Linked DNA regions of Mus musculus: region 1 is linked to region 2. A link is a loop called in an ENCODE intact Hi-C map of the cell type or tissue named here. Cell type or tissue: heart. All regions are shown on one strand. Each heading gives the region's core, and the rest is flanking DNA. Links, peaks and the distances in the headings are about the cores only. Region 1 overlaps Slc26a8 (solute carrier family 26, member 8). Region 2 holds the start of Clpsl2 (colipase-like 2).

Region 1 (15,154 bases), core at 3,892-11,891, 110 kb after region 2:
CTCTGCTTCTACTCTGTAGCAGAAGCAGAGACTTCTGAGGGAACCGCCAGAGTCACAGCAACAAAGAAGAGACCGGGAGGAGGGGAGACCCTGCTGGTGCCTGACAGATCTACAGGGTCAGATTTGAAGTGTCATTTCTTCTAACTTCCAGGCTGAGCACTGCCTGAAGCAGAGCAGCTGACTAGTGGAAGAAATCTTGGTGACCATTTCGTTTTCTGTAGAGCTTTGTCACTGCAAAGGTCTGTAGCTGTCCTGGGAGTTCCACAGTGGGCGGGACATAGCCACTGCCTCTGCGATGTTAAGAAGCACCTCCTCTGTCCCCAGTTTCTTGAGAAATGATGAATGACTCAGGACTAGGGAACTAACTGCTCTGGTTCAACAAATCAGAGCTGGCTTATTTCCTTCTCATTCTGATTGATTTTAAACTACCTTCAGTGTCCCCATCTCTAGAGACTGAGCAATCCCACGATGCAAAGAACCACACTGGTGTGTGTGTGTGGGGGGGGGGGGGTTAGTGTAAGTTGTAGGAGGAGTCAGAGCCTAGAGCCAGGCCTCCTTGGTACTTACCTGCCTTAGTATAACCAAAGCCCGATTATCCACATAGTGCACCATGGAAAAGTCCAGAATGATGGTATGGGTGTTGTTCTGCACACTCGTATCCGAGTAAGGCATGATAATGGATCTGGATCGGCTCTGTGCTAAGCTTTCTGAGGCCTCGGGCGGTGGCAGTGGACTGTTTCTTGGGGGGCTGTTGGGTAGCCAGGCTTTCTCTGTGTCCTCGTAGCTCTGCACTATATTTCTCTGTGATGTGGAAGACACTGTGTAGGGAATCTGTTCCTCAGAAGTGACTTGGCTGCTGTCCCCGCTGCCCAGGTAGGAGCAGCGGATCAGGTTGATGGATGAGTCCTGCTCCTGTCTGTTTTCATATCGCTCTGTGTAGACAACCTGGGACATCAGAGGAGAGTGGGACCTTGATGAAGCTCAGGCAGGGCTGTAGTCCCTGTCCTCCTAGCCTGCTGTGTTCCCTCTGAAGCTCTACCTCATCGTTCCTTATGCGCTTGGCTGTCCCACTAGCACTTGAAGCAACAGAGATTGGAGTTTCTCATCTTCCCTACTCCCTGGTACCTTCCTACCAACTGTGTGTCACATTAGTCTGTGAGCCAGACTTGAAATCACCTTCACTCTATTCACATCCATTACTCCTGGGTCCCAATGAGTCTCTAGTATTTATTACTACTTCCTGTAAAGTGCTTTCTCTCTTCTTTTTACATGTATGTATGTATGTATGTATGTATGTATGTGCCTATATGCATTATACAGTATATACAATCAGGCCAAATACATCACATGTATATAGGAGGCCAAAAAAGGATGACAGATCACTTTGAATTGTAGTTATAGGTAGTTGAGCCTCCTTCTGTGGACTTCAGCAGCATGTAGCCATTCACCATGTGGTGCCTCTGGCTTTCTAAGTTCATGCCACTCTCTCGATCCAAAGTTTTATGTGCTGTTAGAAGCCAGACATATTCTTCTGAGTATAATCAGAAGATGGTGCTACTCATACTCTATGGTACATTACTATTCCTATTAATAACTTCAAGTTGGGCTGGAGAGACAGCTCAGTAGTTACGAGCACCTGCTACTCTTGCAGAGGATTGGAGTTTAGTTCCTAGCATCCATCTCAGGTGCTTCACAGTCACCTAAAACTCCAGCTCCAGGGGATCTGATGCTCTTCTAACCTGTGTGAGCATCTGCAGACACTCACACACACATGCACACATAGACATGCATGCATACATATACATTTATACACATTATATATATATTTATACACATACATACACAAATATGTATGTACATATACACACATACATATACAAATAAAAAATCTAAAAAATCAAATGGTACCATTATTTACCATCTTGAAAGGAAAAAAAATTAAAATTATAATATGCTTGGATATTATACAAAGATCAGAAATGTAAAAGATAGTTACTTTTTTTTTTCCGAGACAGGGTTTCTCTGTGCAGTCCTGGCTGTCCTGGGACTCACTCTTTAGACTAGGCTGACCTTGAACTCAGAAATCCACCTGCCTCTGCTTCCCAAGTGCTGGGATACAGGCTTGCGCCACCACCGCCCGGCTAGATAGTTATTTTATTATTGAAACTATGCATTATATTTATGTCACATTAATGGAGAGCTGCCTCCCTAATTTGAGTTAAACCCCATGAAGTTTCAAAACCATCTTACACATTCTGGGTGCTGAGGAGGCAAGCAGCACAAGCTTACTTAGCATGGCATGGCAATTCCAGGATTTGGGGTGGGAAAGAGGATGTACTCTGAGCTTGAGGCCAGCCTAGACTAGATTATGATACATTGTCTCAAACAAGTTGGGTGTGATGGCATCCCAGAATCTGGGAGGCAGAGCCAATCGAGTTCAAAGGCAGAGTCAGGAGGGTCAAGAGTTCAAGGTCAGAGAGGTATGTTGTACAGGCCTTTGCTTCCAGCGCTTAAGAGGAGAAAGCAGACGGATCTCAGTGAGTTCATGGCCAACCTGGGTTACATAGTGAGTTCCAGGCCAGCCAGAGCTACATAGTGAGACCCTGCAAAATATATATATATATATATGTGTGTGTGTGTGTGTGTGTGTGTGTGTGTGTATACATATATATATATATATATACATACAACACACAAATGTGCCTGCAGATATATATATATATATAAAAGATGTATATGTGTTTCAATCAAACCCACTCCAGATTCTTACCTCTTCAATTCCCCTTCTATCCCTCACATCAATCTTAAACTCAAATGGCTCTCTCATTCTTTCCATATTAAGAGTCTAAGCCGGGCGTGGTGGCACATGCCTTTAATCCCAACACTTGGGAGGCAGAGGCAGAGGCAGGTGGATTTCTGAGTTCGAGGCCAGCCTGGTCTTCAGAGTGAGTTCCAGGACAGCCAGGGCTACACAGAGAAACCCTGTCTCGAAAAAAACCAAAAAAAAAAAAAAAAAAAGTCTATCTAGGGTTATATCTGCATGTGTGTGACCCTCACAGTTTACCTAGTGTTAATATCTACATATGCATGCCTCTCACAGTCTAACTAGTGTTATATCTGCATGTGTGTGGCCCTCACAGTCTAACTAGTATTGTGTCTGTATGTGCATTGGTGTATGTGGAATGGACTGGGTTTTTTTGTTTGTTTATTTGTTTTTGTAAAGGGATAGCTAGTTGATTTTAAAGAAAAGGGGCGGTGGAAAGCCAGGTGGTAGTGGTACATGCCTTTAATCCCAAAACTCATGAAGCAGAGACAGGCAGATCTCTGTGAATTTGAAACCAGGCTGGGGGTTGCGGTATAGGGGACTTTCCGGATAGTATTTGAAATGTAAATGAAGAAAATATCTAATAAAAAATTAAAAAAAAAAAAAGCCAGGCGTGGTGGCACACACCTTTAATCCCAGCACTCGGGAGGCAGAGGCAGGCAGATTTCTGAGTTCAAGGCCAGCCTGGTCTACAAAGTGAGCTCCAGGACAGCCAGGGCTATACAGAGAAATCCTGTCTCAAACAAAACAAAACAAAAAAAAATTGAAAAAAACAAAACCAAAACCAGGCTGACTTATATAGTGAGTTCTGGACAGCCAGGGCTACATGGAGACTTAAAAACAAACAAACAGAAAAAAAGAAGGAAGGAAGGAAGGAAGGAAGGAAGGAAAGAAAGAGAGAGAGAGAAAGAAGAGAAAGGAAGGAAGGGAGAAAGGGAGGGAGGGAGGGAGGAAGGAAGAAAGGAAAAAAGGAAGGAAGGGAGGGAAGGAGGGAGGAAGGAAGAAGGGAAAGAAGGAAGGGAGGGAGGGAGGGAGGGAGGGAGGGAGGAAGGAGAAGAACGGGACAGGAGAGATGTGGAGACGAGGCTCACCCTGATCTCTGGCTCCAGTTCTTCACAGTCACAGAAACACCTACAAAGTTTGTTTTCTGCTATACTGGTCTCACTTTCATGAAACAGAGTATAAATTTCTTCTTCTTTAAGGGGCAACTTCACCATATTGACCTGGGAGACAGAAGAGGGGTCTCACACAAAGACAGGGCAGAAAGGGAAACCCAAGGATGTAGAGGATGCCTGGGGGGCAAGTAGGCCCTCACCTCTTTTAACACCTTTTGCTTTAGATGGTACACGTTAACAAACGTGATGGAGCTGCAACACTGAAAGATTTTCACCCCAGGGATGAGAATCACCTGCAAGACACGGTACAAGGCCCCCGCTCTTTTACGGAGAAAGAACCACACAGCCTTATCATTTTTTAAATTGTTTGTTTGTATGTTTGTTTTGTTTTCTGAGACAGGGTCTCACTATGTAGCCCTGACTGCCCTGGAACTTGCTCTTGCTCTGTAGACCAGGCTGGCCTCAAACTCACAGAAATCTGCCTGCCTCTACTTCCCATGCTGGGATTAAAAGTGTGAGCCACCTCCACCACCAGAACTACACTGCTTTCATGGTTCCTCAAGAACCTCTGTCCTTAGTGGGTTGAAGTCTAGAAAAATAGCTTGCTCTCCATCCCACCCCTGCTCTGTGTGTGTGTGTGTGTTATCTGTCTCTGTCTGTCTGTCTGTCTATCTGTGTCTCTCTTTCTTTCCAGGGTTTTACTATGTGCTTTAGCTAGCTTGGAACTGGAGTTAGATCTCTGGCCTTGAACCTGGAGATGCATAGGTCCCTGCTTAGCCCTGCCTGCAGAGTGCTGTGGTGAGAGGTGAACACACCCACACACCTGGCACCCCTTCTTTTTGTACTCTTCCATTCCTCACTCTATCTTCTGAGTCACAGTGAGAGGTTGGAGGGCCCTCTGCTGGCTGCAGGGGTGTAAGGAACCTGTCCCTTGGAGCCTCAAGTCTCCTATCCCCTGTGGAGTGGGCTGCAGTGCTTCAAAGTGGCTGCTTCTCTAACCCCAATTCCCATGAGTATGTATGTATGTTTTATGTATGTTTGTATGTATGTGCATGTACTGCATGTGTGTGGGCACCCGGGTGTGCAAGCACACTGAGGTGTAAGAGGTGCATGTGGAAAGTCAGAGGATAAGGTCAAGTGTCTTCCTCAATTGTTGTCACTGTTTACCGAAGCAGGGCCTCTCACTGAAACCCAGCGATCTATGACTCATTTCGTCCAGATACCCAGCTTGTCCTGGGATGTCTTCTCTCTGCCTCCCAAGTACTGAGACTCCAGGGGTTCTGAGGAGGTGGACTGCTCACACATGCATGGAATGGCTTTATCCACTGAGTCATCTTCCCCATCCCTGGGCTGGCTCTTACCTCCCGGTAGTCATTAACATTTCTGTAAATGTTGGTATTGGGGATCTGACCCAAGACGAGGATCTTGGTTCTGGAAGGAAATGTACTTGTCTTAGGTCCCTGTGCCCTTGCCTTGCACGGCTGTCCAGCACCGACCAGAGGCTGAGTACCTGTGCGAGCGAATAGTGATGACAAAGAAAGTGAAGGCCAGTGAGATGAGCAGTCCAACGTCGAGTCCCAGGAGAATCGCAGAGGAGAATGTCACCATCCAAATGATCTTGTGGGAAAGGGATGGAGGGGGGAAAAGACCTTGAAAATGAGCAGAATGGAGAGGTGCCAGGCCCACCTCAGACAGCTGGGCCTAGAGGCTGCCTACATGTTCTCTGATGGATTCTTTTTTTTTTTTTAATTTATTTATTTTGGTGTTTCAAGACAGGGTTTCTCTGTGTAGCCCTTGCTGTCCTGGAACTCACTCTGTAGACCAGGCTGCCCTGGAACTCAGAAATCCACCTGCCTCTGCCTCCCAAGTACTGGGATTAAAGGCTTGCACCACCACTGCCCGGCTCTCTGATGAATTCTTGATCATCTCTCCCTTTATTTCTTTCTCACAATATCAATGTCCCCGTGTACAAAATAGAGACAATGTTATCTACCTTGTCAGATGGCAGGTGGGTTGACATGAGGACTCAGAACTCACTGAATGATAGTCAAACATTTGTAATAGTTAGTATAACTATTTATTTATTTTATAATAAAGGCAGGTTTATTGGGAAGCTGTTCTCAGGTAGGCAAGTTCACTGGCCCCACGGATCAAGGCCAGGGAACTGGCCATGGGGAAGGGTGTGTGTGTGAGCTTCTGCTCCCCTCACACCCAGATTGCAGCCACTCGAGGCGTCTGTACTCACACATTCGTACTGGTCCTGCCTCCACAAACTGGGTAAGTTGTAAATGGCTTCAAGGTAGGGCACCACATTGCTTAAGATGATCCCAGCCAGCACAGCCTGTAGGGGAAAGACAAACTGCCTCATTCTCCCTTCATGGACAAATTTCCCAAGTCCTCTCAAAGGAACCACAAAAACTAGCCTTGCCTCTAGAAATCCCCATGGGTTTGTCTCCTATGAACAGCACACCCAGACCCTGACACACTGCACTAATAAAAGCTCTTCCCACTTTTCTCCACTACTCTAGTGTGTCAAGTCTAACAGGCAGGGCTTTGCCAAGGTCAGAGCTGATTGAGCCAGGACACTAGCTGAGCCTGTTTGTGCTTGCTTTCCGAATGCCCAGTACAACAATACAGACACAGAGGGTCAGTAGAAGCCAGCCCAGCAGCGTAGACAAAGTCAGGCGTGACTTCTTCTCACCATTTTTTTTTAAATAAATTAATTTTACCTAATCTTTTAAAAAAAGATTTGTTTATTCATGTGTTTTTACATAGACAAGCACTTTGTCCTTCAGACACAGTAGAAGAGGGAATTAGATCCTATTACAGAGGAGCCACCATGTGGTTGCAGGGACCTGAACAGGACTTGTAAGAGCAGCCAGTGCTCCTGACCACTGAGCCATCTCTCTAGACACCCTGCAGCCAAACTTTAAACAATGTTAGAAAGGTGTGGTGGGACAGACAACACCTCAATTTCATGGGGGTTTGGAGAATCCTCCCACCCCACCCCGACTTCCCACTTCTCTCTCTCTCTCTCTCCCTCCCTCCCTCCCCTCCTCCTCCTTCTCTCTCTCTCCCTCCTCCTCCTCCTCCTCCTCCTCCTCCTCTTCCTCCTCCTCCTCCTCTTCCTCCTCCTCCTCCTCCTCCTCCTCCTCCTTCTTCTTCTCTCTCTCTCTCTCTCTCTCTCTCTCTCTCTCTCTCTCTCGCTCTCTCTCTCTCTCTCGCTCTCTCTTTCTTTCCTCTTCGTTTTGTTATGGTTCTTGTTTTTCCAAACAAACAAGGTTTTCCTCTGTAGCCCTGGCTGTCTCGGAATTCACACCATATACCAGGCTGGCCTCACACTGAGACCTGCTTTTGCCTCCCAGGTGCTGGGATTAAAAGCATGCACCAAGGGCTGGAGAGATGGCTCAGCAGTTAAGAGCACTGACTGCTCTTCCAAAGGTCCTGCGTTCAAATCCCAGCAACCACATGGTGGCTCACAACCATCTGCAATGAGATCTGACTCCCTCTTCTGGAGTGTCTGAAGACAGCAACAGTGTACTTACATATAATAAATAAATAAATCTTAAAAAAAAAAAAAGCATGCACCACCACCTGACTGGATTTTCCTGAGGCAGGAAATATCTACAGGGAACACATCTCATCATAAAGCCATGTACAATAGAGCTGTTCTTTCTAAATATTAAGGTAAGACATTCATTTTATTAAAAAATAATTACAGGGGCTGGAGAGATAACTCAGTGGTTAAGAGCACTGACTGCTCTTCCAGAGGTCCTGAGTTCAATTCCCAGCAACCACATGGTGGCTCACAGCCATCTGTAATGGAATTCGATGCCCTCTTCTGTTATGTCTGAAGGCAGCTATAGTGTACTCATATAAATAAAATAAACAAATAAAAATACAATAATTACAATCCTACATAATTTTATTTTACTTTTTTAAAGATTTATTTTCATGTAGCTGTCAGCAGGCTCCAGCAATCCTCTAGCCTCTGGCCACCTCCTTGCAGCCCTGGGTCACAGGTGCGTGTAGCCACAGCTGGCTCTTACATGGGGGCTGGGTATCTGAACTTGGGTTCCCATGCTTCTACAATAGGCACTCTGTTTGTTTGTTTGTTTGTTTTTTGAGACAGGGTTTCTCTGTGTAGCCCTGACTGTCCTGGAACTCACTCTGTAGACCAGGCTGGCCTCGAACTCAGAAATCCACCTGCCTCTGCCTCCCAAGTGCTGGGATTAAAGGCGTGCAGCACCACGCCCAGCCCATCTTTCTTTTAAGATTTATTCATTTTTATGTATATGAGTGTTTGCCTGCATGTATGTATATCACATGTATGCAGTGCCTGAGAGGCCAGAAGAGGGCCCCAAATCCCTTGGAACTAGAGTCATAGACTGTTGTGAGCCCCAATAGGTACTGGTACTCAATCCTCGGGGCTCCCCTGGAGAGCAGCCGGTGCCCTTAAGCACTGACCCACTTCTCCAGCCCTGCCCACCTCATGCTGTCTGTCCCGACTCCCTCCCTCCCACTTACGTTAGGCAGATTGTGGAAGAAGCTTTCCATCTTCACCATCAGCAGCAGCATCACACCTGCGCCTACCAGAGAGGCAAACTGAGGAGACAGAGCTGGTTGAGGAGACGTCAGACACGTGCTGGTCCCTGTCTGCAGCTGTGGCCATCTGCATGCTGAGACGCCTTTTTTTTTTCTCTCTCTCTCAAGAAGAGTTGGGGGTTCAGCACATGTGCCTTTTAGGATCTTAGTGAAGTATTCGACACACAGTAGGTACTTCATGAGTGTCATTTGAATGCTGTCTGGGGTGGGGGTGGGGTCAGTTTTCCCTAGAATCCTTATTGTCACAGTTTGGGACTTTGAATCTCCTAAGATATAGCTTATGCGTCTCAGCTTTCAAACCTTTAGCCTCTCCTCACACAAGTCAGAAGCTCTACCGGCAAGCAGACACCTTGCTGACAGCCCCAAGTCCCTTCCATTCTACTTCCTGTGTAATAAACGTCCCCACCTGTTTGTGTGTCGCTGGCACTTTGACAGCTTCCTATCTTCAGTGGGGTTTCATCTTTTCCTTGTTTGGTATTCGAGACAGGATCTCATAATGTAGCCCTGGCAGTCCTAGAACTCATCTACTATGTACACCAGCTTGGTCTTGAACTCATACACATCTGCTTGGCTCTGCTTCCTGAGTGTGCTGGGATTTAAGGCCTGTATACCTATGCCTGATTTATATATATATACATACACACATATATGTATATATTTCATCTTTTTAAAGGTTATATCTATTTTATGTGTATGACTACCTGCCTGCCTGTGTGTCTGCACACTATGCCCATGCCCATGCCTGGCGCCTAAGAAGCCCTGAGCTGGAGTTACAGATGGTTGTGAGCTACCTGACATGGGTACAAGGAATCAAGCCCACATCCTCCACGAGAGCAGCAAGTGCTCTTAACCACCGAGCCACCTCCCCAGCCCCACAGGAGAGCTGGAGGTAAGTGCTGGGATTACAGGATGGCTACCACATACCCCCTACTTTTAAAAACAGAAATCTGAGCAAAAACTAAGATGAGCACAGAATCTAAACTCTTCCCAGAGGCTCCTGACTAACTAGAACATTACAAGTTCAATCCAGATGGAGAGCTTCTACAAACAGACATGAGACAGCCATTTGGACAGATGTGCATCTCTCTCCTTATGTTTCTTTTTTTCTTTCTTTCTTTTTTTTTTTCTCTTTTCTTTTTTTTTGGTTTTTTGAGACAGGGTTTCTCTGTATAGCCCTGGCTGTCCTGGAACTCACTTTGTAGACCAGGCTGGCCTCGAACTCAGAAATCCGCCTGCCTCTGCCTCCCGAGTGCTGGGATTAAAGGTGTGCGCCACCACTGCCCGGCAGGATTCCTTTTCAACACACCTGCTGTCTTCCTCCAGATTTGTCCTGGATAGTCGTCCTGGACAAACTACCGGTGAACACACAGCATTTGAAAAAGGAGCTGAGCAAGTTGCAAAGACCGATGGCTATTAAATCCTGCAAAGAAACAGCAGAGCCTTTGAGCCCCCTTTTTGTTGAGGAAGCTGATTTTGAACTGCAAGTACACTGTTTTTGAAGTGACATTAGGGTTCTTACACCCTTCTAATAATACTTGGATGTAGCCTCGAGGAGTACCCAGGGAGGGCCAATCCGATTTTCCAAATTAAATTGCATCTCTGCCCTCAATTCTGGTAAGGGACATTCCTTCTGAAAGTAATAAAACTGACTCTTGCCTTATTCCTTTCTCATGACCCCTTAGACTCAGAGAGAGCCCAATGCTGGCCTTCTCTTCCCCCCACACTAACCTAAATGTCTGGCTAGAATACCGCTTGGTCCTGTGTCCCTCTTGAGTTCTAGGGAAAGGACCACTTTCAGAGTAGTTAGAGATTTTTTTTTTCTAAAAAATAAACGCAAAAACCAAAAGGCAAGGCATTATGGTAAAGCCTGTCATAAGCAGCCTGGTTTGTATGTACTGTTTCATGTGACCTGTGTCCCAGCATTCATCTGGCTTCTGAGGCCATAGGGACGGAAGACAGAGGCTCTGCTAGCTTGGCAGCACCATGCCATATGTTATCATTCGCTATCATCATTGTTTGAGACAGGGTCTCTTGTAGCCCAGGCTGGTCTTTAACTCCTGAGCCTGCCTCTACTTGCTGAGTTCTGGGATAACAAGCATGTGTCACCCCACCTGGTTATCCCTTCACCTCTCCGCACCACATCCATTCTAGGGGAATAATACTTGTGTGAACTCAAGAAGGTTCAAGGTTACACATACTCCACGTCTCGTGTGATTACAGCACAAGTCATGGTCCGACAACTCTGTTGAAAGAGGGATGTTGGTGGGAGGTTCACATCAGAGAACAGTCATATCAGTTAACAAGACACATGGCCCTCACCTGGTTGGAATTGGTTCTGTAGTTATGGAAGTTGGCAATCTTCTTGCCCAGAGATATAAGCAGAAAGGAGCTCACAAAAGATAAAGACAAGGCTTGTAAAACAACTCTGCTAAGAATGCCGAACTCTGGATTCTCAGGGAACACGAAGCTGTAACATTAGAGTGGAATCACTGCTGGCATAGGATGTCACATACTGCACCTCTCCCTCTCAGTCCTTATGCCAGGCTGACCTCACATCCCTCCCCCACCTTTTTTATCCCTTCTTAACAAATAAAGGGCAAACAGAGCAATGGAGGCAGCAGCTTGTCAAAACAGCCAACGAACCAAGCCAAGTGAACATCCTTGGTGGTTCTCTGCTCCTTGTTCCCACCTTAGAGTCCTCTCTGTAAAGTACCAGGTGTGAGTGGAGAAAACTGCTTCTGCTGCTGAGGACATTCTGGAGTGTGTGCTCCAGGCCCACCCTACACCTACAATGCTTTAGAGCTGAAAGGCTCACAAGTCCCCGTCTAGTTCCACTTTCAGGACAGGGTCTCCTCAGGGCCCTTCACTCAGGCACACACAAATTCCACACACACTTTCTCCCTTACAGGTTTTGCTCGTTTGCTTGGTTTTTGTTTTTTACTTTTTGGATCAGAATCTCAGGTAGCCCAGGCTGATCTGGAGTTCTAGACCTCCCCAAGGCTGGCCCTACAGCTGTATGCCATCTTGCCTGGCCCACTGAACTGTCCACTTTAAAGAATGAATTTTGTGGTATGTTACCAAGATAATAAAAGGGTGTTACAGATAACTTTATACTAATATATTTGATAATTCCAAATAAATGGATAAATACTTTGAATGATTCAAATTAACCAAGTGTTCTCCTGGAGAGAGAGATCACCTAAAGCAGATAGACACAATGGTCACACCGTGTGATGGTGGTGATGTCAACTTCAATGATCTGGAGTCACCTGGGAGATGAGCCTCTGGGCATCCCTGAGGGTTGCCTTCATTGCATTAACAAAGGTGGGCAGACTTGCCCACTGTGGTGCTGCTGTTCCCGCGTGGGGACCCAGGACTGTGAGTGCAGAAGGGAGCTAAGCATGATGCACTCCTCAGCCTCTGCTTCCTGACACAGAATGCTGTGCCCAGGTGCTTCAAGCCCTGCCACCTTGACCCCCCTCCAGCATGAGACACTGGATGCTTGCAGTGTGAGCTGGAGGACAAGCTGGGTATAAAATGGGTATAAACATTTGCCAGGAGGATCAGGAGTCAATGCCAGGCTTAAAGCTTTGGCTACCTAAGATCACATCTCAAAAACAAACTAAAAAAATAGCACAATAAAAACAGAGTTATGGGCTGGAGAGATGGCTCAGTGGTTAAGAGCACTGACTGCTCTTTCAGAGGTCCTGAGTTCAAATCCCAGCAACCACATGGTGGCTCACAACTATCTGTAATGAGATCTGACTCCCTCTTCTGGGGTGTCTGAAGACAGCTACAGTGTACTCACATATAATAAATAAATAAATCTTTAAAGAAAACAACAACAACAAAAACCCCACCAGAGTTATAGTTAAGAACCTGCCCACAGTGGTACCTTCAGGCCTATATAACTTCACTGGTAGATTCAAGTACATAAGGAAGAAATTAGGCCAGTTTTCTAGAAACGTCCTGAAACTGAAGATTCTAAGGAAAAGACCACCCCAGGCCAAGGTTTCTCTCACTAAAACAGAAGAAATCTGATAAAGGCGCATAATGACAATGACCAGCACTGCACTGGCTTCATCTCGGGACTTAACCTTCAAATGTCACGCATGCACGGTAGGAGGAGACCAAAAAGGAAAGGAAATGCTGATGGTTTGGGAGGGAGCGTCTATAAATATATCTTATCTGTAAGATGTCTTATATATATCTTCATGCTAACACAATCCTTTAAAGCTATTTCAGAAGTATGCTCCATCTTTCATTCCTTTGGATAACTTTCTAAGTCTTGGGAATGTCTTCTAAGGTTTTTACAGATTGTTTGCTATTTGCAATTCCTATCTTTCGAATTCCACTTCTGCTTCCCCATCATCAACCATGTGTGCCTGTGTGTGTCTTTCTGTGTATGTATGTGTGTGTAGTGTGTACCAGTGTGTATGTACAAGTGTGTGTATGTACGTGTAGTGTGGATGTGTGTGTTGTGTGCATGTGGTGTGGCTATATGTTTGTATGTAATGTGTGTGTCTATGTGTGCAAGTGTATATGTTTATGTATATATGTGCATTGTGTGTACATGTATATATGTATCTGTCTATATTGTATGTGTGTGTACATGTGACTGTGTATGTGCATATGTGTATGTGTATATGTGTCGTGTGTGTGTGTGTTCAAAATGCTTGTTTTCATTATTTTTTATCATTTCACTAAACAGACAAATGCACATGACTGCATGTTTGGATGCCATTCCAGAAAACAATAAAAAGATCCACAATGAGACCAGCTCTATACTAACACATGTAGGAATGCTGTTGTTGTGGTAGACTTTCCTATAGAGCAAATAATAGCTTAACTAATTTAAGAGACAATAGCTTATCTAATTGCTCAGTGGTTAAGGACACTGACTGCTCTTCCAGAGGTCCTGAGTCCAATCCCAGCAACCACATGGTGGCTCACGACCATCTGTAATGGGATCTGATACCCTCTTCTGCTGTGTCTGAAGACAGCCACAGTGTACTCATATACATAAAATAAGTAAATTCTTGGGAGGCAGAGGCAGGCAGATCTCTGTGAGTCTGAGGCCAGCCTGGTCTACAGAGGGAGTTCCAGGACAGCCAGGGCTACAAAGAGAAACCCTGTCTTGAAAGAGAGAGAGAGAGAAAGAAAGAGAGAGAGAGAGAGAGAGAGAGAGAGAGAGAGAGAGAAAACACACACACATTGCCACCAGACTTTTCCTTGTACCCTGCCCCCCCCAAATTGTATAGAGGTGGTATCTGAGCATGTCTCTGTTATTGTATAGCCCCCCCAACATTGTATAGAGGTGGTATCTGATCACATCTCTGCTATTAAATAGAATGCCAGATGCATTCTTCGGCTCTCACTGCATTTCACAGGAAACAGTTAGGATACAGGCACGGTTCAACATGATCATATCAAACAGCCCCCCTGTTATCTTGGAGCTCAGCCAACATCCCCAAGGCTTTGGGACTCCCCTGTGTGCAGTGTGGAGTCATAAGCAGTATTCTTCAGAAGTCTGCTTGTGGGTTATAACACTGCTGTCTAGTCCTTTCTAATTAAACTCAAAATTGGCAACTGTCCAGCGGTAGCAAGAGTCATGTGACAGATGAAACAGAATGCAGAGGAACCGTGAGTTCCTCAGAGCTGCCTCTCAAAGATAACCTACCCAATTAAGAGGAAAATGGTGTTCAATGGCAGAGTGCTTGCTTAACCTGCATGAGGCCCTAGCTTCAATCCCAGCACAGTCTAAAGACGAAGAAAAGGAGGGAGAGGGATGGGGGAGCAGCTGAAACCCACAATCAAGTAGGCAACGCAAAGCAACAGTTCTCTTCTGAACACCGAATCCTGTGTTTCCTAGCAGGGGCACTAGAGAACATCTCTCATCCCATCTCTTTGTTGTTTTACTTGGGGTCGGGGTATCTCATTCAGCCCAGGCTAGCCTCATGATTGATATGTAGCCAGGGCTAGCCTTTTAACTCCTGATCCTCTTGCTTCCACCCCCAAATGCTGGGATTACATGTGGGCACTACATGCCTGGCCTTGTTATTCTGCTCTTGAAAGTTAACCAGAAAGGGGGGGGGGGCCTCTGTGATACCCATAATACCTACAGAAAAAAAGAATCAAGTCTCTGGTGTTATGGGTACTCAGCAGATGTCTGACAAGCTGGCAGGCCCGTGTAAGGAAGTGACAGAGGGTGAGTGTCATGGTTTGTATACTCTTGGACCAGGGAGTGGCACCATTTGGAGGTGTGGCCTTGTTGGAATAGGTGTGACCAGTTTGGAATAAGTGTGTCACTGTGGGTGTGGGCTTAAGACCCTCACCCTAGGTGCCTGGGAAGTCAGTCTTAGCAGCCTTTGGATGAGGACGTAGAACTCTCCTCAGCTCTGCCTGCACCAGGCCTGTCTGGATGCTGCCATGCTCCCACCTTGATGATAATGGACTGAACCTCTGAACGTGTAAGCCAGCCCCAATTAAATGTTGTTTTTTATAAGATTTGCCTTGGTCATGGTGTCTGTTCACAGCAGTAAAACCCTAACTAAGACAGTGAATAAGGAAGAGACAAGGCGCCGTGGCAGCCGCTTCGTGGTCACAAACC
Region 2 (15,154 bases), core at 3,903-11,902:
ATCCAATAAATGCGTACGGGAGGGAAGCTCGAGGCCTCCGGAAGCAAGCGTCTGTCCGTTGCCTCCCAGGACCTGGGTGGAGGTGCTGTTCATCAGGGCCTCCCCCTAGGCCGTGGAACAGCACCCAAACACATCCCACTTCTGTGTTTGGGAGACTGCCCCTTCTGTTGCTGCTCTTCAAATTTGTTTCAATTTGTGTGTGTGTGTGTGTGTGTGTGTGTGTGTGTGTGTGTGTGTGTGAGGGGGAGGGAACATGTGCACATTTGTGTCTGGGCACACGCGCTCTCGAGTGTGGAGGCCCCAGCTTGACGAGAGGATCAACTCCCTCTGCTTTATTACTTGATTTACTGAGGTGGGGTGTCACAGTCGAACCCAGGCTAGTCTCTAATATGACTAGTCTCACCAGCCAAGTCGTTCTGGGGATGGCTGGAAGGACAGCCAATGGCTCATCCACTGGGCATTTGCATGGATTGTAAGGAATGTGAATTCCAGTCCTCATGGTTGCCTGGCAAGGACTTTGACCCGAAAATCATCTCCCAGACACCCTTAAAGCCTGAATGTGAGGACACCCTTTCCTGTGAGGACAGAGGTGCTGTGTGTGTGTGTGGGGAGGGGGAGATGTGTGTGTGTGTGTGTTTAGTTTTATTTACATGAGTGCACTGTAGCTGTCTTCAGACACACACCAGAAGAGGGCATCGGACCCCATTACAGATGGTTGAACCACCATGTGAGTGCTGGGAATTGAACTCAGGACCTCTGGAAGAGCAGTCAGTGCTCTTAACCGCTGAGCCATCTCTCCAGCCCCAGTGTATGTGTTTTAATGGAACTAGAGTTACAGATGGTTGCAAACCGCCATGCAGGTGCTGGGAATCAAACCCTGCCCTCTTAGAGCATTAAGTGCTATTAATTGTTGAGCCATCTCTCCAGTTCAGTCCTCTGTCTGTGGCTTAAGAATCTTCCCTAGGGCTGGAGAGATGGCTCAGCAGTTAAGAGCACTGACTGCTCTTCCAGAGGTCCTGAGTTCAATTCCCAGCAACCACATGGTGGCTCACAACCAGCTGTAATGGGATCCAATACCCTCTTCTGGTGTGTCTGAAGACAGTGACAGTGTACTCATATACATAAAATAAATATATTTTAAAAAAATCTTCCCCAGTTCCTATTGGGAATGGTGTGGGCCCTTGAGGGGGGTGCCTATGTGGGAGCCTAGCCTCTTTCTGATCTCCTGTTTGGTGTTGTGCCCCTGGGCACATGAGTCCCTTGTGGGACGTGCCACCATCCACCTCTGGCCTCATTGGATGCTAAATCAGTTGCAGTGTCGAGAGACTCATCCTGGATTTAGAACCTTCAAAATGATGGGCTTAAGACAGGCATGGTGGTTCATGGCTTTCAGCATTCAGGAAGCAGAGTTAGGCTGATGTGTGTAGGTGTAGAATGGAGTAGAATTAGTTCTCTCCTTCTGTCACGTGGATCCCAGGATTGAACTGAGGTCATCAGGCTTCGCAGCAAGCCTTGCTGAACCATCTTGCTGACCCAGGTCAGTTTCTTATTCACTCCACATGTACCAATCCAAGTCCTGGCCAAGGAGGAGTCCAGCATGATTCTGGAGTGTTAAACAGAGTAAGGGACCGTGGCTCTGTTACCATCCTCTCAAAGTTAACATCAGAAATGAGGCTGCGTAGGAGCTGAAACTATCTGGTAAGAACAGGGGACAGAGAACAGACAGACAGACTAAGAGGGCAAAGGTTGGAGTCAAGACTGCTGGGTTCGAATCCTATCCCTGCTACTTGCTAGCTGTGTGACCTGGGGTGAGGCATGAACCTTGTCTGAGCTTCGGTCTCCTTGTCTGTAAAATGAATAGCAACACAGCACTTAGGAGCCCGTTGGCATTATGGCAGCCTTAGAGAAGCTGTATTGTGAGGTCTTCTCAGAGAAGACAAAGATTGTCACTTCTCTGGGGTGACAGCCCCTGGGAAACACAAGAACAAAAGCCTACAATCACTTGTTATTTCCAGAACTTGGAGTGTCTTGGTTGCTCACCCGGCTCCATCAAGCTTGGTTGGTCCAGCTTTGCCCAGGACTGGAGGGTACTTTTCCAAGAGGGCCCGCTCTCTCTGCAGGATGCTCGTCTTCTAGTCAAAGCATTTCGCTTCCCCAGAGCAAGTCTGCCAGACCCTAAACAAGTCTGAATACCATGAATTCTTGTCGCTTCCTATTCAGACCAGCAGGAAAGAGCGACAACACTGCGTTCTTCTCAAAGCAGTTTATTCAGGAACCTTTCAACATCATGCATGAATCTCTCTCCAGAAATCAATCTCTCCAGGAAAAAACAACAACCAACCCGCCCCCAGTTGCAACCCCTTATATATCCTCTCAACCACGCCCCATCAGCTCAGTTCATGTAACAGCAGTCCATTGGCCAGAATCCTCACTCGTCACATGGTCCGATCTTGCATCATGGTGCACCTGCGCAGTTCACCCAGTGGACGTGGCTTATTTTCAGGTGTATGAGGAAGTCAGGTGCAAGTCATAAGACTTGGCTGCACAAAAAAACAAACAAACAAACAAGCAAAAAAAAACAACAAAAAAAGAGCTGGGTGTGGTGGCGCACGCCTTTAATCCCAGCACTCAGGAGGCAGAGGCAGGCGGATTTCTGAGTTCGAGGCCAGCCTGGTCTACAAAGTGAGTCCCAGGACAGCCAGGGCTATACAGAGAAACCCTGTCTCAAAAAAAACCAAAAAAAAAAAAAAAAAAAAAAAAAAAAAAAAAAAAGACTTGGCTGCAGTCCCGGGCACCATCTTGGGACTGCTGCCATGCCCGCTCCTCACATCTTTCCCTTCTTTACTTATTGGCCGAGAGAATGCCCGCCTTAGGTTGCCCCCTGCGGCAATGCCCCTTACCCATCCTTGGGAGACAAACAGCATTGGTTTGATCCCTGTCTTAGGTTGGTGACACGCCCAGGGAGTCTTACCCGTCATTGACTACTTCTATAGCATGCCAAGCCACACTTGAGGAGATTGTCCTGTTTCCACTGCCGCAAAAGCCTATATCATCAAGGCTTGGGCTCTGTGCTGATGACTCTGCATGCAGCAGGTACACCAGAAGGCCAGGATGCTGATTAATATCAGTCACGGGGCAAGTCCATCAATTCCAGCCCACTCTTTGAAGCAGAAGACAGCTGTCAGCAATCCAAAGCTTCTGAAACACCCAAGGATAAATTATTCACAGCCACAGCAGTTTGTAAACAAAGCAGCTTGAACAGGCAAAGGTACAAAGCAAAGCATCCTAGTCACAACAGCCAAATGATATTCAGATGCATTCCAGCAATACTATAATAACAAATATCACTACTACAACTAACAACATTATTCTCATAACTACCATTATAAAAAATAAACACAAAAGGAGGCCACAAACAGGCACAGCCTGAAAAGAAACATTCCTTCCTACAGCAAATTGAAATACAGAAGTTTCAAACACATCAGAACCATTCCAATAAAAATTTGCATTGCCCCAGGCCCCTCCTGCCACCATGCTTAAGGGGGAAAGATCAGTGCAACTACCATTCACCCCACATAACAACCATACATTAAAAGGATTACTAGCTCCTACTTGAGCTGGATTTTGATATGTCCAATTATACCCTGAAAAGGAACTATTATGGACTGTACCTATATAAGGGGAAAAGGAAAAATAATTCTTCACTGCCCAAGCTACTTCTCTAGATTGACAGCTGGTCCAAGGTGGAAGGGAATCACAAACACCTCTACAAAAGGGGGCCCATCTAGGTTGGGAGGGTATAGTGCCATTGCACTGGCAGGCCACACCCCTCGAATCCAGGTAGCATTAGCTTTAGTAGAACTCTTAACTGGCATATCAAAGCATGCTGCGGTCTGATTATACAGCTGAATACAATCACTCATCTGTGAAATATTTTTGAATCATCTGAAAACACAACAATCCCTTTAGCTGAAGCTGCATAGATCCCTGCACTGGAGCTATCTCCATCCCATGGTAAAAAAAAAAAAAAGCAATTGTAGCGAAGCATTAGATGTAAAGAACCAAGGAAACACTTGCGCAGAATGTGTCAACGGCATGGGTTTCAGGAACACAGACATAATTCCCCAACATAGCTCTTCAGTTCTCACTAGCGGGAGCATTCCCAGCCACAGGAACATCCACGTCCTCATAGCTCTGCTTGTTTTGAATTGCTCTGGTCAGCGGTTCTGGGACCCACAGCTGTTGTCGGTGATCCTGAGGAAACAAACAGACCCTCTCGCCCAAACCAATAGAGTGTTCCTCTCTCACGTGACTCAGCGCCTCATTACCTCTCTGGAGTTCTACGTCACATCTTTATCTTCTATGCAATTTCTCACTAACTTCCAGACCGGCAAAACCCCTTTTAGTAAAACCCTCTGTTCCTCTGCAAACCTCAAGTCCCCATGGTGCTTGGTGCAACATGTCCCAAAACCGGGAACCTTAACTTGTCCCAAAACTGGGAACCTTATCGTCTCAATCCGAGAACTTAAATTGTCCCACTTACCTGGGAACCTTACAAGCTAGCTGCCCTGACTGAGATGAGTTCTGAACGTCGAGAAGGGTCCCCGTACGGGCCACCATTTGTAGCTTCCTATTCTGACCAGCAGGAAAGAGCGACAACACTGCGTTCTTCTCAAAGCAGTTTATTCAGGAACCTTTCAACATCATGCATGAATCTCTCTCCAGAAATCAATCTCTCCAGGAAAAAACAACAACCAACCCGCCCCCAATCGCAACCCCTTATATAACCTCTCAACCATGCCCCATCAGCTCAGTTCACATAACAGCAGTCCATTGGCCAGAATCCTCACTCGTCACATAGCCCGATCTTGCATCATGGTGCACCTGCGCAGTTCACCCAGTGGACGTGGCTTATTTTCAGGTGTATGAGGAAGTCAGGTGCAAGTCATAAGACTTGGCTGCAGTCCCGGGCGCCATCTTGGGACTGCTGCCACACCTGCTCCTCACAGATTCTAAACTAGAACATAGGAGAAGGCCTGTCTGGAGCCTGCGAGAGGGCTGAGTGGGTAAAGGAGCTTGCTGCCAAGCCCTAGGATCTGAGTTCAATCCTCAGCAACCCATGGCAGGAGAGAATTGGCTCCTTCAAGTTGTCCTCTGACCTCCATGTGGATGCTGGGACTGGTGTGTGCACATTTAATCAATGTCATCATTAAAGAAAGAGTATTATATTTTAGTTATTTCAAAATAAGTTTTCTCTTGAGGATTTCAGTCTTTTTTTTTTTTAATATTCATTAGCTGGACAGTGATGGCACAAAACTTTAATCCCAGCACTTGGGAGGCAGAAGCAGGTGGATTTCTGAGTTCGAGGCTAGCTTGGTCTACAGAGTGAGGTCCAGGACAGCCAGGGCCACACAGAGAAACCCTGTCTCGAAAAACCAAGAAATAAAAAAATAAAAAAAAGAATTAATTCTATATATGTGAGTACACTGTGGCTGTCTTCAGACACACCAGAAGAAGGCATCAGATTTCCCTTATAGATGGTTGTGAGTCACCATGTCGTTGTTGGGAATTGAACTCAGGACCTCTGGAAGAGTAGTCAGTGCCCTTAACCACTGAGCCATCTCTCCAGCCCATAACTGATTTCTTAAGGGGTGAAATCGTGGAGTGGAGAGTTGGCTCAGTGGTTAAGAACACCCCTAGCCGGGCGTGGTGGCGCACGCCTTTAATCCCAGCACTCGGAAGGCAGAGGCAGGCAGATAGGCAGATTTCTGAGTTCGAGGCCAAGCCTGGTCTACAAAGTGAGTTCCAGAACAGCCAGGGCTATGAAGAGAAACCCTGTCTCGAAAAACAAAACAAAACAAAACAAAACAGAACACCCCTTGTTGCAAAGAACCCAGGTTAAATTCCCGGCACCCACATGGAAGCTCATCACCAGGGTACCAGCCCCACATGTGATGCAGAGACATACATGCAGGCAAAACACTCACACCCATCAAATAATAAATAGGTGAGCCAGGCATGGTGGCACACGCCTTTAATCCTAGCACTCAGGAGGCAGAGGCAGGCATATTTCTGAGTTCGAGGCCAGCCTGGTCTACAAAGTGAGTTCCAGGACAGCCAGGGCTACACAGAGAAACCCTGTCTCATAAAACCAATAAATAAATAAATAAATAAATAAATAAATAAATAAGTGAAGGCCAGGTGGTGGTAGTGCACATCTTTAATCCCAGCACTTGGGAGGCAGAGGTAGGTGGATTTTTGAATGCTACACAGTGAAACCCTGTCTCAGAAAAAAAAAAATAGGTGAAATCATTTGTTGGTTGCTTAGCTTTTCGTACATCCAGGGGACAGTGGTACACTGAAGCAAGGAGGCTCTGTCTCTGGAGTCAGAGACACATCCCACAGAGGGAATGTTAGCATCCTACGGAGCACAAAGTATGCTCAGCTGCACACCGGAGTCTCAGATGTGTGTGGGGATCTGGATTGGGTTTGGGTTGGGGTTTTTTTTTTTTTTTTCTTTTCTTTTTTTTTTAGCTGGAGAGACAGCCACAAGTGCTGAGAACGGGAACTCATAGTTTTGGTTGTGAGCCTAGCCTCTAGTGGCTGAGCCATCTTTCCAGCCCATTTCTGGGATATTTTAAATTACATCCTGTCTTCTGTTTCCTATACAACCTCTTCCTGGTCCTTGCCCTGTCAGGACGGTGACGGCATTTTCCTAAAAGTCGTAATAATGAGCCTCGAAAGATGGAAAACTTGAGTGTGCATCGTGTGTGCCATAGAACTGTGATTCACTCAGCAGAGGGGAAGACTCTGAGTGTCTGACTGTTCCGCAAGGTCTTGTGGGAAACTTGGCAAGCTTGGGGCAGGACCATTGCTGGCGTAACTGTTCTGAAGGAACATTATGTGACTCTGGAGTTTGGGTACATGTGTTAAGAATTGAAGTGTCTGTGGTACTGATTCACAATAAAATCTCAGATGTGGGGGAAAAAAAAACCCCAAAACCCCAAAGCATTAGTAACATCATCAACCATAAACAAACAAAACAACAAAATAGCAGGGCTGGAGAGATGGCTCAGTGGGTAAGGGCACTGCTGCTCTTGCAGAGGACCTGAGTTCAATTCTCAGCATCCATGGGGCTGCTCACGACTGACTCTGGTTCTAGAGAGCCAACAACATCTCTGACCTTGGAAGGGCACAAGGCACACATATGGTGCACAGACATACAAGCAAGGCAAAGCACCCAAAGACACAAGAAGCAGTAACAACAGAACCCCAGAGACAGAGTGTGCTAGTGACCACACAACTGAAGAAACACAGTGGGGGGCCTTGGGGTTCACTGGCCAATTATGCTCTCAGAGAAATCTCAGGAAAGAGAGAGAGAGAGAGAGAGAGAGAGCACCAGCTGCCCAGAAAGTCACATGAACAGCCTGAATGTGGTAGAGGGCTAACAGGATCATGACTGAACACCAAAGCAGCCCCACTAGAATGTCTCTCAGCATGAAGAATGGTTTCTTCAGAGCCAAAAAGTAGGTCAGCTTAGCTCCAGTCCCAGACAGTATACTCTGACCCCTAACCCCAGGCCCCAGGCCATGTGAAATTAGGGCACAATTGTATACAAATACCAAGAGGGGCAGAGGAAGGTGGCTGGAATCTCAGCTGACCCCGTGGTTCTCCGTGTTCCCTTGAGGGAGCAGTCAGCAGGCCTGATGTGTTGTCCTCTTGCAAGCAGGTACACCTGATTCCATGAAGAAGGCGGCTCCTCTGCTCAGAGGACCACGGACCCCAACAGTTCTGTAGGTGTGGCTCGGTCTTGCGTACACTGACTGAATAGGTTTAAGGAATGGCAGAAGGACTTTCTAGAAGTCGGGACATCTGTACCTTCTCTACAGTCAGCTCTGTCTCTATCACTGGCTCTCAAAGGTCAAGTCTACTGCCCATTTAGGAGTGGGGGTGGGGTGGGTACCAACTTTGAGGACTCTGGGTGAATTCAGCCATTGGCTGCTATACAACTCCTTCATAATGAATTCTCAGGCTGGACATGTATGGCTGGTCCATTGGGCCCTCAAGGCCACCTGAGCAGCAGGGAGTCACTTAAGAATCCAGGAAAGTCACACAGTTGGCTGGTGGAAACAGATAAATGGCTAAGGTGGTTGGACAAACCAGGAAGACCCTATGCAGTGGTAGAAGAGTGGGTGTTCCACCAGGAGGCAGTAGAAACCAGTGATGGCTCACCACTAGCATTTATTAAAGACCAAAGAGAATAAAATAAAAATCCTGCAGAGCTGGGTGTGATGGCTCACCCCTGTAATCGAAATACTTGGGAGGCTGAGGCAGGAGGATTGCCATGAATTTGAAGCCAACCTGGACTACATAAAGAGTTCCAGGCCAGCCTGGGCTACAAAGTAGAACCCTATCTCAGCACAAACAAACAAACAAACAAACAAACCTCGACACCCCTTTAATCCCAGCACTCAGACAACAGAAGCAAGTGGAGCTCTGTGAGTTTGAAGCCAGCCACCTCTACATACCAAATTCCAGGCCAGCTGAGGCTATATGCTGAGAATCGATCTCTTTCCGCAGAGTCTTGCATGGAGGAGAGACACCTCAGGACATCGGTGTGTCTATGTCTCTGCCATCCTGGCTTGACATGTCTGTGGACGCAGAACCGTTTCTTTGGAATTTTACATGCAAAGCATTAGATTTGGAGGCACAACGAGCTGGGTTCAGTCCTTAGCACCATAGAAACGAGGCAAGGTGTCAAGCATCAAACTGGGTATGGAAGTCTGTGCCTGTGACCCCAGCACTCATAAGACAGATGCAGGAGTGAGTCTGTATGTGTGGTGTGAGTCTGTATGTGTGGGGTGTGTGTGTGTGTGTGTGTGTGTGTTTCTACCATGCTCCTCCTCTGGAGGTCAGAGGACAATTTGCAAGAGTTGATGTTCTCCTTTTACTATGTGGGGTCCTGGGGATTGAACTCAGGTCTTGAGGCTTGGTAGTAAACAACTTTACCCAGTGATCATTATCACAGTCTATGGAGTTCAAGACCAGCCTCCTGAGGGAATATAGGAGACTTTGATCTTAGAATAAACAATGATAACAAATGAGGTTTAAGCCGGGCGTGGTGGCGCATGCCTTAATCCCAGCACTCCGGAGGCAGAGGCAGGCGGATTTCTGAGTTCGAGGCCAGCCTGGTCTACAGAGTGAGTTCCAGGACAGCCAGGGCTATACAGAGAAACCCTGTCACAAAAAACAAAACAAAAACAAATGAGGTTTAATGCTAGTCTGGCTTGAATTCCTTACTCTTACCTCTTGGTAATGAAGGAAGGAACCTTCACTGGCAAAGGGGTTGGGTAGCAATGTGGTCAGACTCATGGGGGTAGGGGGAGGTAAGGACAAGGCTTGAGGTCAGAGAACGCATGCATCTAGCCCGCATATGAATAGCTTTAGTAGAACACTAGCTCCTGGCTTCCCTGAGGCTGTGTGAGTGTATCTCACCTGAACACAGAGGTTGCACAGAACTCTCTCTGGCCCTGCTGAGGAATTCCCCTGCCGTAGACCATCTTTCTAGAAATAGTACCCTGCTTTAGGAGTCAGGCTATGGAACAACATACCTGGCGACTCGGTAGGATTGTCAACCTGTGTCCAGGGGTGACTACAGGGGTTAAAGGTCAGCCAGGTCTGGAGACCAGCTGTGTCAGCTCAGGAAGCTTTCTGAGACCTGTGGGCCAGCACGGCCGGCAGAAGGGATGAGAACACACTGCATATTCCAGCCCTGCCCCGCCACAGGAATGTGTATAGGGACGGTGTGGGTGGCTCGAAGTTAGCACCAGCTGTCCTTCAAGTCTGCTGTCCTCGCAGATTAGGACAACCAGCCTCGTCCTGTATTTAGGGTCGCAGGCTAGAGTCCCTGGTCCCAATACTAGCCCCGTAGTAAATAGCTTTTCTCAGAGAAGCCACTGCAGCTGGGCTCCGGGTCCCAGCAAGCTTCCGCTAATAACCACCCTGATTCTCTGCTCTGCATTCCACTAGAGCTCACCCCACAACCCTGAGCTCACCCCCTCACCCTCCTGCCTCACCTTCATCCCATCTGCCCCTGCCCGGAAACCCCAGTCAAGTCTCCATTGTCTCCAAATGTCTCCCTCGTCTGCCTCAGGGATTCTTTGCCGCCCTAGGCACTTTGGGTAGGAACGTGCTATGGATCTCTTTCCCTCTAAGGGCCCTGGCCCTGGCCCCTTAGTGAGCTTGGCAGCTCTGCACCGCACACCCGACCCCCTTCAAACTCGCTACTCGGAGATGAGTAAAGAAAATATCTTTTCCTTCACAGTTTGAATTCTGTGTTTCAAAGTAGCCAGTATAAGGTCCGCGGGTTCTACAGCACAAATGCCCGGTTGGTCCAGAGCCTTTCCTCCCTCCAGCCCATCCAGAGGCTGCCAAAGCCTAGCCTGGGAATCAGCCGTCCTTGTCCCACATGCACTGAGCAGGACAGTCTGTGACCATCGGGCCCACGCTGGCTGGCTCCCACTCCCACAGCGACAGGGACTTATCCCCAGCCGGGTTCAGGGAGCTTGCGGCCACCCAGGCCATCATGGCATTCACTCAGGCCTTGGTCACCGTCCTGGCTTTGCTTGCTGGGACCCTGCCACACAGACACAGTGAAAACTCACCTCCCAAAAAGGTGAGCATTGCCCTTGACTTGCCCTGGGACGGAAAGGTGGGGACCGAGGGCTGTCGGATGCACACCCCGTCTGAAGTGGGGTAGGGATGGAGGTGGGGGTAGTGGGTATTGTAGGTGTACTTCACAGTCCTGGGCAGGTTTCATTTGCCTTTCCTGGACTGGAGACCATGCCCCTGGCCCAGCCCTCCTCTCTGCTCTCTCAGCCCTGGGCTCACCACCCCTCCCCCACTATCCCAAGCCCTCTCTACCTGCTGATTCTGGGGTTCCCATGCTCTCCTCCAAGACCTAGGGACCCTTCTAGATGCAAAGTCTTCCTCTCCCCTTTCTCCCTTCCATTTTTTTTAAAATTCTAAAGGTTCCTTCCTCCCTCCCTCCCTCCCTCCCTCCCTCCCTCCCCCCCTCCCTCCCTCTCCCCCTCCTATGTCCGTGCATGTGAGGCCAGAGACATCTATCTCAGTGGAGTCTGTTTTTTCCTCCCATCTTTACTCAGTCCCAGGAAGGGGGGAAATTGAACTCAGGTCGTCCAGCTTGCACAGCAAGCTCCTTTGCTGGCTGAGCCATATTGCCCCCTCTCTTCATGCCCATTAGCTATGGAATCCATACAGGTGAGGGGGCAGGATGCCCAGCTCCTGACTCTTTTTTTGTTTTTTGTTTATAAAGTTAGGTTTTTTTTTCCTAAGATTTATTTATTATTTCTTAAGTACACTGTAGCTGGCTTCAGAGCTCCCATAAGAGGGAGTCAGATCTCATTACAGATGGTTGTGAGCCACCACGTGGTTGCTGGGATTTGAACTCGGGACCTTTGGAAGAGCAGTCAGTGTGCTTAACCACCGAGCCATCTCACCAGCCTCCTCTTTCTTTCTTCCTTCCTTCCTTTCTTTCTTTCTTTCTTTCTCAGTCAAGTCCAGCTTCTAGGAGGGATACCCTGGGTGGGGGTCTGAGGTGACAATCTCATGGCTTTCCCTCGTGGACCCTGAGGTTCTTGGGCAATGCTGGGACCTCTGTCATCCTTCTGTAGACAAGAGCTAGTAACCAAGGGGCTATTTCTCCAGGCCAACGGAGACAAGTGTGTCCACCACACTCAGTGCTCCAGTGACTGTTGCCTCATAGACCTGGAGAGAAGCGGAGCCTTCTGCACCCCCAAGTCCCGCATAGGCATGGGGTGCTTGCCACAGGTGAGACACCCACAAGCAGGGAAAGAGTGGGGGAGGTTATAAAAAGAGACAGATGCCTCTGCTCCCCCACTCCCCAGCCCTCACCCCCACCTGCCTCTTCAGGTGCCCTGCCCCACTACCAACTACTATTCATCCTGCAGTCTCTCTTCTATGTGGTATTTTTACATCCTGGGCTGCCCCAAGGAAGGGGAACTTGCAAAGACTCATTGAGTCACATTCCCTGTCGTCCTGTCCCCCTTCCAGCGACTGTACATAGTAGGTGCTTGTTGCACACCAGATGAGAATCTTTTCCTTAACCTCTCTGAGGTGAGAAGGACGGGAGATACACCTACCTTGACCTAGTGCCCGTGACCTGGTTACCTGGGAGGGCTGCAGGGCTAGCTAGGACCTCAGCTTCCCAGCATCCAGGCTTACATCCTGGCTGCCCCAGCTCCTGCCTTTAGGACCTGCTCTGACCGTAGTCATTGGGACTAATGTGTCTCCCTCACAAAGTGACTGGGGAAAGTTCACAGGGCTCATTCAAACAGGTCAACTGAGATCAACTGGAAGATGCAAAGGCACAGAAGGTTTTCTTCCTACTCCAGGGCCCTGGCCCCAAAGACTCCTAGGAAGGATGGACCCGGCCTCCATATCCTGGCTTGGTCCTCTGCCCGAGCTTAAAGGAACCAGCCAAGGCCCCACTGTGGCCTGGAGAATCGCTTTATTAGTATTAGAGGTCACTTGGTACATTGTATCTCCCTCTCTAGAACAGGGAGATGCGAACTGTTCTAGCTTGCTTTCTGTTGCTGTGATAAATACCAAGACCCAAATAACAACTCAGGAAGGAAAGTGTGTTACTGGATCGCACTCCATCACCACGGGACATCGCGCAGGAGCTGAATTAGAGACCAAGAAGAAACACTGCTCTGTGGCTTCCTACTAGCTCAGGCTTAGCCTTTCATACCAGGTACACCTGCCTAGGGATGGCCCCGCCCACAGTGGGCTTGGCCCTGCCATGCCAATCATTAAGACAATCACAGACACAACCATGGGCCAATCAAAGGGAGGCAATTCCTTAACCAAGGTTCCCCCTTCCCAGGTGAGTCTAGGTTATGTTAACAAGAAAAATCTACGCCGGGCGTGGTGGCGCACGCCTTTAATCCCAGCACTCGGGAGGCAGAGGCAGGCGGATTTCTGAGTTCAAGGCCAGCCTGGTCTACAAAGTGAGCTCCAGGACAGCCAGGGCTATACAGAGAAACCCTGTCTCGAAAAAAACCAAAAAAAAAAAAAAAAAAAAAAAAAAAAATCCAGCCTGGGGGTTGGCTCATCAGTGAAGAGCACTTGTTCTTGCCAGGACTGGGTTCCATTCCCAGCACCCACAGGGTGGCTCATGATAATGTGTAACTCTAGTTCCAGGCAATGTAATGGGGCCTGCAGACATATTCAAACATACAGGCAAACACGTAAAAAATAAATTAAATAAAAATCTAAAACGAGAAACCAGGGCAGCCTCTATCCCCCACTGGACAGAGGAAGAAAGGTTATGTGTTCATGGTCATGTGAACCTCGGGTTGGGGCATCTCCCACCACTATTTATACTCTTACCCCAATCTCCACAAGTGTGATCCCCTCAATTCACACCCTTCCTCTCCCACAGACCAAGGGGAGCCTGAACATCATGTGTCCCTGTCGATCTGGCTTGAATTGTCATTCTAAGGACCCCACATGTCCCCGCCGATGTCAAATGATATAGAGGATGACATAGGCTGCTCATGGCCCCTGCTGCTGCACCTTCCCCTCCACAGGTGTCACCCCCATCGCCAACTCCACATCGACTCCTGGGCATTAAAATCACTTCCTGGCTCTGCTGTCTGTTTGCCCTTTGTGGGAAAGGCAAAAGGGGACACTGAGGCAGGAAGAGAGCCTCTCCACGGCTTGGTTTTTTGCCTAAAGCCTTGGTGGGAATAGGGATGGAGGGAGGAAGGAAGGGAGGAAGGGAGGGAGAGTTTCCTGGGAAGAGACTGGACTGAGGATGAGGCTGGGAGTGTGTGGTGGGGAGAGTCAGAGTGGGGAGATATCTTGTGGGGGGAACGGAAGGGTGTAGGTCACCGGGAGTGTGTTCAAATGTGTAGGGATGTATAGATGCAAGGACCTGGGCAAACAAGACGACCCGGCTTACTGAGATGAGACACTTGCTGCCAAGCTTAAGGACCAGAGTTCATTCCCCCAGGTGTCACATGGTAGGAGAGGTGGACTCCCAACCCATCTCTCTCTCCTCTGACATCCACACGTGCAGCCCAGCATGTGTGCCACACGCAAAGGAAAATTTAAAAAACTGTCATGCAGGAATGTGAGGCTAGAGAGATGGTGGAGTAGTTAAGAGTGCTTCCTGCTCCTCCAGGAGACCCGGGAGAGTTCAGTTCCCAACACTCCCACTGGGTGCCTCACAAGGACCAGTAACAGCAATGTCAGTGATTCTGTTGCCCTCTTCTGGCCTCTGCAGGTACTGCGCTCATGCGACCGCGGGGGGAGGGGGCGGAGCGTGCACATGTACACCCCCCACCCCCCATCCTTTTTTTAAAAAACAAAAACAAAAAATAAATAAATAAAAAGAAAAATAAAAAAACAAAAACAAACAACAAAACAACAACAAAAAACAAATGAAAGGGTGTGACGTGTGGAATGGCAAAGGAGCCGGTGTTTTGACTCCTCCACTTTTAGGAGGAGTCCTGCCTCCTCCTGCCAACTCCACTGTATAGCAGACAAATTGAGGCTCAGATTAACAGGCTGTGCCCCAGGGCTCAACCCTTGGGTGTTACCATAGACTTTCTTGCTTCAAGAACATCTGAAAAGCCCATCTGGAGTCGTTTAAGTGATGTGGGGAATTTGTTTATGGTTAGGTATGAAATTCAGAGTCAAGGCAGGTCTCAGCTCAGGCCCCAGCCAGCCCCGGGTCCAAGGCTGAATTCCTTCCTGGTATCCTAGCAACGACAAGAGTTCATCCACTAACAGTGGGGGGGGGGTAGGGGGGGTTGTTTTTTGCTTTTTTGGTTTGTTTCTTTTTTTGTTTTTGTTTTTTAGTTGTGCGTGTACGAGCGCACGTGGATGTGTGAGCATATACAAGCTCATGAGCGCAGGTCCCATGGAGGCCAGAGGTAATGGGTTTGCCTGGAGCTTGAGTTGTAGGCAATTGTGAGCCACCCTGCTGTGGCTGCTGGGAATTGAACTGAGGTAGTCTGAAAGAACATCTTAACTGATGGGTCATCTCTCCAGCCCATTTTAAAAATAATTTTTAAAAGGCTTCTTTTTATGTTGTGTGTATAGC

The links. Peaks named below come from ENCODE experiments on the same cell type or tissue, not always from the same donor. Only the 100,000 strongest peaks of a DNase experiment are listed, where the experiment ranks them.
Region 1: it touches region 2 in a loop (6-fold over the local background); 6 of 42 quality-filtered maps call a loop at or near these places.

What each region holds. Positions count from the first base shown.
Region 1 is chr17:28,643,982-28,659,135 of GRCm38, forward strand. Slc26a8 (solute carrier family 26, member 8) reads right to left here. Exons shown (of 20, transcript NM_001290320.1): 9 at 10,864-11,011; 10 at 9,851-9,964; 11 at 8,467-8,544; 12 at 6,185-6,280; 13 at 5,450-5,556; 14 at 5,301-5,370; 15 at 4,140-4,232; 16 at 3,916-4,047; 17 at 568-945. Among named protein-coding and RNA genes, the nearest start is that of Srpk1, 29 kb to the left of the region's middle. In heart, for the core only: a CTCF peak has its summit at 4,849 (motif pointing left); no DNase peak of the experiment used is centred there; H3K27me3 peaks cover 460 bases.
Region 2 is chr17:28,538,929-28,554,082 of GRCm38, forward strand. It overlaps Clpsl2 (colipase-like 2), which reads left to right and starts at 10,559. Exons shown (of 3, transcript NM_001034871.2): 1 at 10,559-10,675; 2 at 11,728-11,850; 3 at 13,487-13,690. The coding sequence starts at 10,586. The coding sequence ends at 13,582. It overlaps Armc12 (armadillo repeat containing 12), which reads left to right. Exons shown (of 6, transcript NM_026290.3): 6 at 1-47. In heart, for the core only: a CTCF peak has its summit at 8,191 (motif pointing right); no DNase peak of the experiment used is centred there; H3K27me3 peaks cover 1,585 bases.